Linked DNA regions of Homo sapiens: region 2 is linked to region 1. A link is an interaction called in ENCODE POLR2A ChIA-PET data of the cell type or tissue named here. Cell type or tissue: MCF 10A. All regions are shown on one strand.

Evidence for each region. ChIA-PET counts read pairs that join two places held together with the same protein. Peaks named below come from ENCODE experiments on the same cell type or tissue, not always from the same donor. Only the 100,000 strongest peaks of a DNase experiment are listed, where the experiment ranks them.
Region 2: POLR2A ChIA-PET joins it to region 1 with 7 read pairs; 3 of 35 experiments call an interaction of 5 or more read pairs at or near these places.

The regions. Positions count from the first base shown.
Region 1 is chr5:135,243,479-135,248,478 of GRCh38, reverse strand. All of the region lies in intron 3 of PITX1-AS1 (PITX1 antisense RNA 1), which reads right to left. LINC02900 (long intergenic non-protein coding RNA 2900) reads left to right here and starts at 302. Exons shown (of 4, transcript NR_037895.1): 1 at 302-353; 2 at 667-866. RefSeq lists an enhancer at 653-1,852. In MCF 10A, no CTCF peak of the experiment used is centred here; DNase peaks (open chromatin) are centred at 1,398 and 2,578.
Region 2 is chr5:135,137,356-135,142,355 of GRCh38, reverse strand. The region is part of intron 2 of PITX1-AS1 (PITX1 antisense RNA 1); the gene reads right to left. Among named protein-coding and RNA genes, the nearest start is that of EPIST, 100 kb to the right of the region's middle. In MCF 10A, no CTCF peak of the experiment used is centred here; DNase peaks (open chromatin) are centred at 805, 1,355, 2,325, 4,005 and 2 weaker places.

The sequences.
Region 1 (5,000 bases):
TCTCGTGCCCAGCCTCTAGAGTAGCTGAGATTACAGGCGTGCACCACCACGCCTGGCTAATTTTTCTATTTTTAATAGAGATGGGGTTTTGCTATGTTGGCCAGGCTGGTCTTGAACTCCTGACCTCAGGTGATCCTCCCACCTCGGCCTCCCAAAGTGCTGGTATTACAGGTGTGAGCCACCACATCTGACCTAATAATATTAATTATGAAATAAAAACTAGCAATTATGAAGCTGATCATAATGCTAAATGCTTTATGTGTGTTATCACAATAGCATTTTTTTGGATGGATAGATGCATCGGAGGAGGGGAGAGGAGAGGAAAGTGGGAGGAGAGGCTGCACTCTAAACAGGTCTCAGACTCATGAAGGCAGAACCCTTGTTCCCCTGGCTGGTCCCAGCACTGAGCTTAACATGCCACAAGGGGCTCAACACATATGGGGAGGGACACCAAAGAACTTACAGAAAGGAGACCAGATTTAGGAAGTATCTTACTTTTGAACAGGGTCTGCCCTTTCTCAATGACCTATCCACCCCCACCTGCTCCTTTGAACTTCAGAAGCTTCTGAAAGGAATCAGAGCTTCAAAGTAAGGGACTGCCAACCATAACAGGATCGCTGCACAGATACTGACCAAGTTGGGTGCATCTCTGATTTTTTTCTCCAGCCCTCTTGCCTGAGCAATCTGACGCAGAGGCACATGAGGAATCAGCACGGAACCATCGACCCACAGGGTTAATCCCAATGTCAATACCTGCTAGATGTCAGGGATCCCCTGGGCTGCTGGCGAGCCATTTGAAATGACCCATCTCCTGCCACCTTGGCCTGCTCCTCTGGGCCACCTCTCTCCACCTGCACTTGCTTACCGTGAGTAACCTGACCCCAGTGGGCCCAACCCAGGTGTGTTAGTCCTGACAGGGCCAAGAGGCCAGGACAGCTGCTGCCTGGCCTCGTTCTCAGTACCCTGTGGAGAAGGGGCGGCTCACTGGCATTACCCCATCATTCCGGCACTAGGACACACGGCTGGCTTCCCTTGGGGCGGAACTGCTGGTTCCATGGGCACAAGGCAAACCCTGGGAGGTCCTAGCCGTTCCTAGCGCATCCGCTAAACGTAAGGCATTTGCTCTCCTTCTCCCCCACGCCCCCAGGGAAGACGGCAAGGCCACCGGTGCACTTCGCAGTGCCAGGAGAAAGGCGCCTCATGCTATTAGCTCAAATAAGGAAAATCATGCCGGGAAGATTGAATTTTCTGCAGACTTGTTTAACCTGGTGATTTCTGAGCACTTGGCGCTGGCAGCCACGGGGGAGTGGGCTGCCAGCCGGCACTTTATCAGCCACTTCTCAGGACTATTCCTAAGCTTATTAAATCAGCATGAGTCACTCCCTTGCCTTCCTCACAAGCATGAATCACGAATCATCAAAACCCAAGCAAAATGCATGACTCAATAGTTTCTTCGGGGCCTAAAGGGGCTAGCGAGCTGGCGGTAGGGTGTTGTCAACCCGAGACCTCCCCCCACCAACAAGCAGTACTTTCCAGGGAAGGCAAGGGGGCTGCCACAGGGCAAAAAGAAGAGCTCAGAGGAACTTTCAAATACCTTGCATGGGCTCAGAAACACGCAGACCTGGGCTCAACCACACACTCGCGCAGTTCTGCTGTATGCCAGGCACCTTGACAAACACACTAGAGGAGCCAGCAGAGAGCAGGACTAGCCATTCTCTGCCCCCGCGTTGCTTACAGTCTAGAGGGAAGTGTTTGAAGTAGTTGGGATCCTATTTTTATTTCCTTCCTAGCTAGGAAAAACTTGGACAAGTCATGTAACATCTCTGAGTCTCAGTTTCCCCATTCTAATGCCTGTTCACAGGGCTGTCCTAAGGATTAAAAGAGCTAATATACATCAAGTCCCTCACACAGTCCCTAGTGCATTGTACCTGCTCAACAAGCATTTGCCCTTTCACTGGAGAGAGAATGACCCGTGATGTCTTACAGAGTTCAGGGAATCCTCTGCCAATCCCCACCTACCCTCCCCTTTGCACCCAGACCTGAACTCTGGGCACCCCTGCAGCTGTGGCAGGAGAGGGCAGTTTGGTCCAGGGTTTCCTTCCTGGGACAACTGCTCCCTAGAGCCTCAGCACCAGTTTCAGGTCTTCCTTCCTGGTAACCCATGGCAACTTTTCTTTCTCTGCAGCCTTTCTCCTCTGGTCTTTTGGCCAACAGGTCCTGACCACACTTTCAGCTTCTGGTCCTCATCTTTCTCCAAAGAGCTAAAGACTGCAGTAAGCAGCTTCCTCCCTGCGGCCTGAGTCACCCTACCCTGCCCCTCCCTGCTCACTCTCCCAGAGCAAAAGAATTGAGTCTTCCACTTTAACCCCCACACCGGACTCCCCTACCTCTCCAAAAACAAACTTCTCTCCCAGACCCTCATTTTCCAGTCCCAGGACTGGAAACATCACCTTCAGGGCTGCCACATACAGGGCAAAGGCTGTGCACTGCCCAATAGGGTCAGGGAAGGTCACATACACTGACATGTGTGGGCACCCTCGGATTGAGCAATAAGGTGGCCCTGTGCCCGATGCATACATTGAACCTGCATTGTTGGCCAACATTTGCTGAAACCTTCTGCATGCCAGATCATCTCCTTTAATCCTCACAATCCTATCAGGCAGGAACTATCAACTCCCCCACACCCCTGAGAAAACTGAGATCAACACGCAGCGAATGCTGGAGCTGAGTGAGGTGCCTGAGCCAAGACCTGGAAGAGATGAAGGGTGAGACTGTCAGGTGGAGAAGCTGGGGTGTAGACAGCAGAATCGAAGAGGCTGTGGGAGCTAAGTCAGGGCAGGGACATTCCTGGGGCTTTGCCATCCTTCCTTCCCACCACTGGGGCTGGCCTCTGATGCTGGGAGCAACTTTATAAAAAGCAGACTCTCCTCACGACAGTAGGGAGGAGACTCTATCTACCCACCCCACTTAGGACAAAGAACTCTAGAAGAGGCCCTGTGTCCACAGGTGATAGCAGGGCTGCCCTAAGTGAAGGGGGACGTCCCTTTCTGGGGCCTCCACAGCCCAGTTGGAAACCCTCAGCCTAGAAACAATAGAACACAACAGACACAGTGACTGTGTTTGAGCCATTTCACTGTAACTTCATTTTCCTACTTTTATCTAGTCCCCAAACATTATATAATTTTTAAATGGAACAAAATTTTAGCAAATATCAAAGGTGGAACAAGTGGAGGCAGATGTGGAAAAGAAGAATGAAGAGGAAAAAAAGAGAGAACATATGAAGATTGAGAAGGTGAGGGCGAGAGGAAACCATCAGAGCTAAATGTGAGACTTTTTGCCATTTTCAGGCCCATCTTTCCCTCAGAGGAAACAGTGATAGCTCCCACAAGCAGAGAGTGGGAGCTGCGTGAGGCCTCACCATCATCTGCAACAGAGGTCAGAGACACAGCCCGGCCCCTCTAAACAGAAGAAGGGGGCAAGAAGAAAGGGTCTGGCCAAAACTGGGGACTCCAAGCCACCTGTTTGCCCATCAGGGTCCCAGACCACAGCTGCCACTTTGGGCTGAAACTCCAGGGGCTCCTTGACAACTCCTGCTTCTAAGGAAGCATCTGCTGGTGGCAAGTGCCCGCCACCCACTGAGCCTCCTCCAACAAGGAAATTGGGACCCAGACTCCTAAGGCTAATTCTGAGCCTGTCCCTGACCTTCTGCTCAGAGCAGCCACCTTCACAACAGAGAACCCTTTGGGGCTGACCAAACACTTGCCCTTGCGGGCCATCACGGGAGACTGAGAGGAGCTCCTACCAGCACACACACACCCATCACTGTAGGCCACTAACTTCACAGGAGAAAGAGCCTTGCCTGGGTCCCAAGCACAGACACATAGCCACAAATAGGGGTGACACAGTCAACAACTTTCCATCCCAGTCTGAATGAGGTCCAGCAAGGCCTTCTTCTAATGCCAGAACCAAGAGGGACCCGGAAGTGACAACTGTGTCATGGTAGCGGTCAATTACCCATGCTAGTAACACATCTGTGCTGGGTCTCAGGGTCACCCAGATGGTAGGGGGATTTATGGCCCAAACCTGACTTCCCAGAATTCAACGAATTCAGGAACAGAGAGAAGCAGAACCAGAAAGAGCTCTCTTCCAGGTCTCGCTGGGAGCCAGTATATTTTTGGAGGGCTTTGGCCTCGCCGGCTTGCTGTACTTTATTGCTGGCAGAAAGATGGGAAATTTATTACTTTACAAATCATACCCTTTGCAGCATAAATGAACTGTCTGGCTGCAGCACGCTCGAGCCTAGATGATTTGCGAAATGTCTAATGGTAAGCAGGGTTATGCTATCTGCTTACGGCCTCCGAGACAAAAGCAAGCCGTAAGGCAGAGCATCTGCACAGTGTAACTCTAGGCCAGCAAATTGGCTGAGACGCGTAAATGTTGGCTCAGCAGCATTACATAATTCGGTGCGCTCGGCCGGGGACTCAGAGGAGCACAGGGCAGCCCCTCAGCCCAGGGAGCCGGCTCTGACGGGGCTGTGCATGACAAGCGGGGCACCAGTGGAGTTCAGGGCCCAAGGTCAGGGTCAGGCCGAGCTCCACAGCCTGGCTAGTCCTGAGGCCTGCTAGTGATCAGAAGGCTGGGGCGGACCCCTGGGACTGCCACGGCAAGGCAGTGCTCTCTACATCCCTTCTGCTCCAAATTCCCCAAACCTGAGGTGAGGGGGATGGTCTTGAAATCATTACAGCCCCAGTGTGCAGACAGGAGCTGGTCAGCACCCACGGCCCATGGGGTGTTCCCTCTGGCCCGGCTGGCAAGAGGAGAGGACTGATCACAGGATCCATCATTACCACTGACAGGCTCATCCACCGCCTGTGATGCAGGATGTGACTAGAAGGGAAGGGAAGGCATGCCCATGTATACAGAAAACCGAGCAAGTCACTTGATCTCTCTGAGCTTCAGGGTCATGTGAGTGGTAGTGCAAGACCCGAAGTCAGGCTGTT
Region 2 (5,000 bases), 110 kb after region 1:
ATGAGAAACTTATTGCTGCTGGGCTATGAATATGTACTCCTTTGACAAAAATCAAAAACTACTAGGGCACCAGAGGAGCCTAACTTTCCTCCTCACAGTCTTAGCCTAATAAACATTCAGTGGGTTTTTACTGACTTCTACCCACTAGCCACGGGGCCAGCCAGGACTGAGTAGGAAGCATGGCATGATTGGGAGTGCCGAAGTTCAGGTCTCTCATCTAAAGGCACCACCTGCCTCCTGCAGCTGATACCTGAAGCCACCCAATAAGCCCTGTCGTCATCCTCACCCCTAACTGAACTCCAAATACAGGGCCTGGCTCATAGCGAGTGCCCGGTAAACATGACGTCACCCCAAGACCTAGGCACTATTGTTTATCTTTTTCCGGGCGAGGCTGATGCTCAGAGAGGTCAAGAAATGTGGCCTGCCGTCTAGGCTTACTGAGTTTGCAGGTTTCAACCTAGGTGCTCAGTGTATCTCTCAGAGCCATGTTAAACTTCAGAGCTAGTCCCTGCCTCTCCCTGAGGCTTCCACACCCTCACCCCCAAACCTCAGAGCCACCTGCTCGCCTGACACCCTCAGCATCCCAGGTGCCCTCAACAATTCACGCACATTTGGGAGAAATTGAGGGCATGTCCCACTGGAGCCTCCCCATCGTGACAGGAAAGGGGCAGGACAGGCATCATCACACCTCATGTGACAGAGGAGGAAACTGAGGCCAGAGAGAAGGAGGGGCCTGCCTGAATCATGTAACAGGAACCCAGGTGGCCTGACTCACCTTCTGGCACCCCTTCAGTGATCCTCCAAGTAGGCCCCTCCTTGTCCTATTCTAAGCTCTGGGCTTGGCCTATTTTCAAGGAAGAACCGCCCACAAGTCCCCAAAGTCCAGCTCTGTGTTTACTCTTCAGTGAAAATGGTGGCAAATGTATGCAAAACAGATGCTGTGACACATGGTTTGTTGTCAAGAGCAGAGGTCAGAGGGCAGGAGGACTTGTTTGTAGGGGACAGATTGAGGTCTGATAGCCAAGACATTCAGGGTGGGGAGTCTGCTGGGACCCACAAGCTTTAAGGGAAACATCTGACTTCCCAGAGGGGTACAGAGCTGTTCCTGGAGACCAAGGTGGAGCCAGGGATCAGCAGGTGGGGAGGGCACAGAGGACAGCCAGCATCCCCACGCCAAGTACTGTGTCATGTCTCTGCCCCATACCCCCACAGCAGGCAGCCCAGCTGGGCACAAGGAAGTACCCTACCCCCACCCTTGTTAGAGTCACTGATGCTGGAACCATTCCGCCTGAGCGTCTTCCCCAATGCTGAAGACACGTCATACCCAGGGCTGGACCCAGAGTGGATGCTGGCAGATGCCTGCTGAATGAATCTGCAAATCCACAAAGCCAGGCACTGCTTCATGTGGCAGCAAGCCGGCTCTGCCCATATTATAGGAGGCACCAGCTTCCTTCTCAAAACAAGGAAGTGGTTCCGTGGATATCGTGAATCCTCTTTCATCCTCTGAAAGGCATGAATCACAAGTTCTCAGACCCAGCAAAGTTGTGTAAAGGATTCCCACCAAAGCCCATGCACTTCTCTCTTTCTTGATCAGTTGTCCTCCAAGTGCGATCCCTGGAACACAGAGTCACCTGGGACTTGTTAGAAATGCAAATTTTCAGGACCCACCCGAGACCTAATGAAGCAGAAACTCCAAGGGTGGGTGGGGGCCAGTGATCTTCTTTAACAGGCCCTGCAGGTGGTTCTAAGGCATGCTAGTTTGAAAACCACTGCTCTGAATAAAATCAACCAAAATAATACCCCTTGTGCAAAGCAGGGTTCTTGCTCCAAACAAGTGAAAAATAGCTGATATCCCAGATCACTCATCATTAGCATCAAATCAAATTCCTCCAAAATCAGTTATTCAGCATCTGTTCTACATATATCTGTGTAAACCTACAGAAAAATGTGAGTGCATATAAGATACGACAAAGGGAGGGAAAATAAATGAGTTCACAACTTGTTACAGTTAGGCATGTATGTTTATGTTTGTGTATTTTTCCTACCTATTCACTGAGATCTCAAACTTCCTGAGCGTAGGACTCAGCTTTCCTTGGAACATCGGCCCAGTCCTAGGGACTTTGCAGAGAGGGTGGCTCAGTCCACTCTAGGGGACCCAGCAGAGTTCAAATCCAGCCCCTGACCCCAGGGGCTCACACCAAGTCTTGTCTGAAAACTCCTCCAGAGGATGTACGACTCTTCCCTCCTCAACATTTCTTGCTACACTCCTTTGCCCTCTTCCCACTCAATGAGTCATATCACATACCCTGTTATTGTGAAATCCCAGAGCATATTTCTCCTGTTCCACTTTCCATCCACAGCCTCTGATTGGGCCTGTGCACCTGGCTCCTCCCACCTCTCTTCCCTGACCGACCTCTCCCCATCAGCTTCAAGAAGCTCGTCATTCAGGGTGCTTCACTGTCCTAGGGTCCCGCATTGTATGTCCTTGTTCCCATTTCACACTCTAATCCATTACAAGCCCATGGGAAGTTGAGGAAGAGTTGGCCCCCTGCCTGTGTTTTCCAAGTGGGTCCCCCCAGGAGCATGCCACAGGCAATCCCAGCTGGAGACCTGCGCCTGCACCATGGACCCCTCTGAAAGCCTCATGAAAGCATTCCAGGATGTAATAAACCCGTCAGGCCCTGGCTAATTTATATCGAAGCAGATGATTTCCCATTTTTTAGAATGTAAATGTTTAGATTGCAGCATTCCCCTGCCTCGGCATCTGAGGTCCTGGCACGTAAGTGATGAAATCGGCCACTTTTCCAGATGGATCCTTAGATGGAAGAGCCACCATGCCAGCATCCACCCACGGGAAGGATCCAGCTCTCAACAGGCACATGTACAAACCCCACACCAAAGTCAGTATACCAGCATTTGCTTAATGTCAAGAAGTCTCATCTGGCTTTCGCAGAGGATGGGAGGAGAAATAGAGCTTTCAAAGGCAGGGCTTCAGAGCAGAGACAGCAACTGAGATTAGCTAGGTATTCCAAGATCTCTTTCCTTTTATGCTTCTTTGCAAAAAGTTCCTCATTTACTCTGGCCTCAGATACATGTTATTAGATCTCTGTGTTGTATAAACAGGCAAGAGGAGTAGATTAGTGGAAATAAATATAACACAACCCAAGAAAACAGTTCAGCTTGGCCAGTCGAGCCCTGCACATCCCACTGTTCACTCTGTCCTGGGCTGTGTGCATTGACCCATGAGACCCTGCCACCAAACACCATGGGTGGCCCATCCATGAGGCAGCCTCCACCAAGGGAGCTCCTAGCCCAGGGAACCACAGATGTCTTCTTGGGTTCCAGGCACAGGAAAACCAGTTTCCCAAGACCAAGGGAACTCAGAAATGGCCCCTGTAATGAACCACTAGCATCCAAGGGCTCCAACTACTTCAACCAAAATACACCCATTGTCCTGGCACCATTTTCTATAGACAAGTGCCAATTCATGCACAATGTGAGCCCTACAAGCCACTCAGCCTTTTAGTTTCTTCACTGGCCAAATGAAGCTATCCTCTCCATCTCCTGACAATGATGGGAGAAGTCCAGATATGCTGCAAGGAAAGCTTGAGGGTCCTAAAAGGAACTCTAGGCTCAGATGGCTGCTTCACCCATCAAGAAGGCAACAGAATGCGGTACTTGGGCTTGGAAGTGAGTCACACTGCTGAGTTACAGTACACTGCCTCTAGGCTATATGTCTTTGGGCAAGTCACCTCACCTCTCTGAGCCTGACTTTCTTTATCAATAAGATAGAGATAATATAGTATCCATCTCTTAGGTTGTTATCAATAATTAACATGTATTGAGTATTTACTATCCTAATCCAGGTCAGATCATCTGAGAGCAGACTTCCTGCCTGGCCAAATGATCCACTCTCTTGAGCTCTGGATGGTGCCAGATGGTGCCAGGCAGCATTTGAGCAATATTTTCCAACATGAGACCTGCAGTGCATGGCTGAGCTGGGAGGAGGGCAGACACGAACCAGACCTGCTCCTTCATTTAAGCAACAGGCTCTGATTCACCTAGAGGGCCAGGATTCAGCCCGCGGCTCTCAGCTCCAGGCCTGTGCCACCCTTATCAGGAGTAGTAATGCTAGAAGGTTGGTAAAACAATCACTATGATCTGCACAACCAAGGTACCCCACCTGTCCTCAGGACCTATGGAAAAAACAGGAATCAAGGCAAGTTTGGGCTGCCCATTTACAGACACAGCACCTGAGCTTCTCTGAATCACCTGAGGGCAAGATTTTCAGGCAAATGCTCAAAAGCCCCTCAAGTTCCATCTCAGCTTTTCCCCAGGTCTGAAGCTCACTGGCAGCCTCAAGGAACTGAAAGGCTCACATCCACCTCTGCAGGATGACAAATCCAATGTCCCCTCCAGCCCTGAGGCTGGCGAGGACACCAGAGCAGCCATCTCCTGACTCAAGTCTCTGCAAACCAAGCCTTGTCCAGCTTCCCACTCAGGCTCATTCCCTCCTAATTCTGAGTCAAGGGGGAAATGCTGTGAGAATTAGCAAGGACCCCTTCTGGAGCCCCAGCCCCTCATTTGCAAACAGTTAGGGGCTTTCTCCCTTCCTTCCAGTATGACTGCCCCAAACATCTCCCGGCCACGGAAAATCCCTGCCTACTCCACCACTGGGCAGCCTGGCTAGAGATTTTATTCCATTAATTTTCATCCTGATAATTAGAAGCAGCTCTCCTCCCTGCTTCTGTAGGGTTTAATGAGCTACATAACGTCACATTTCCCACTGAGGCTGCTTAAACCTGCATTTCACTCCAGGGACGCTGCCACCCCATCCTGCCCTATCCCAAGCTACCCCAGGCCCTGACGGCAGCCAGTTCTTCTTCCTCTCTGGGGTCAAGCCTCCTCAGAGCAGGGCCCGGAGCTCCAGCCTCCACAGGGGCCTCTGACAAACCCCTTGGTAGAAAGCAGAATTGAATCATCTTTGGACCCATGTCCAC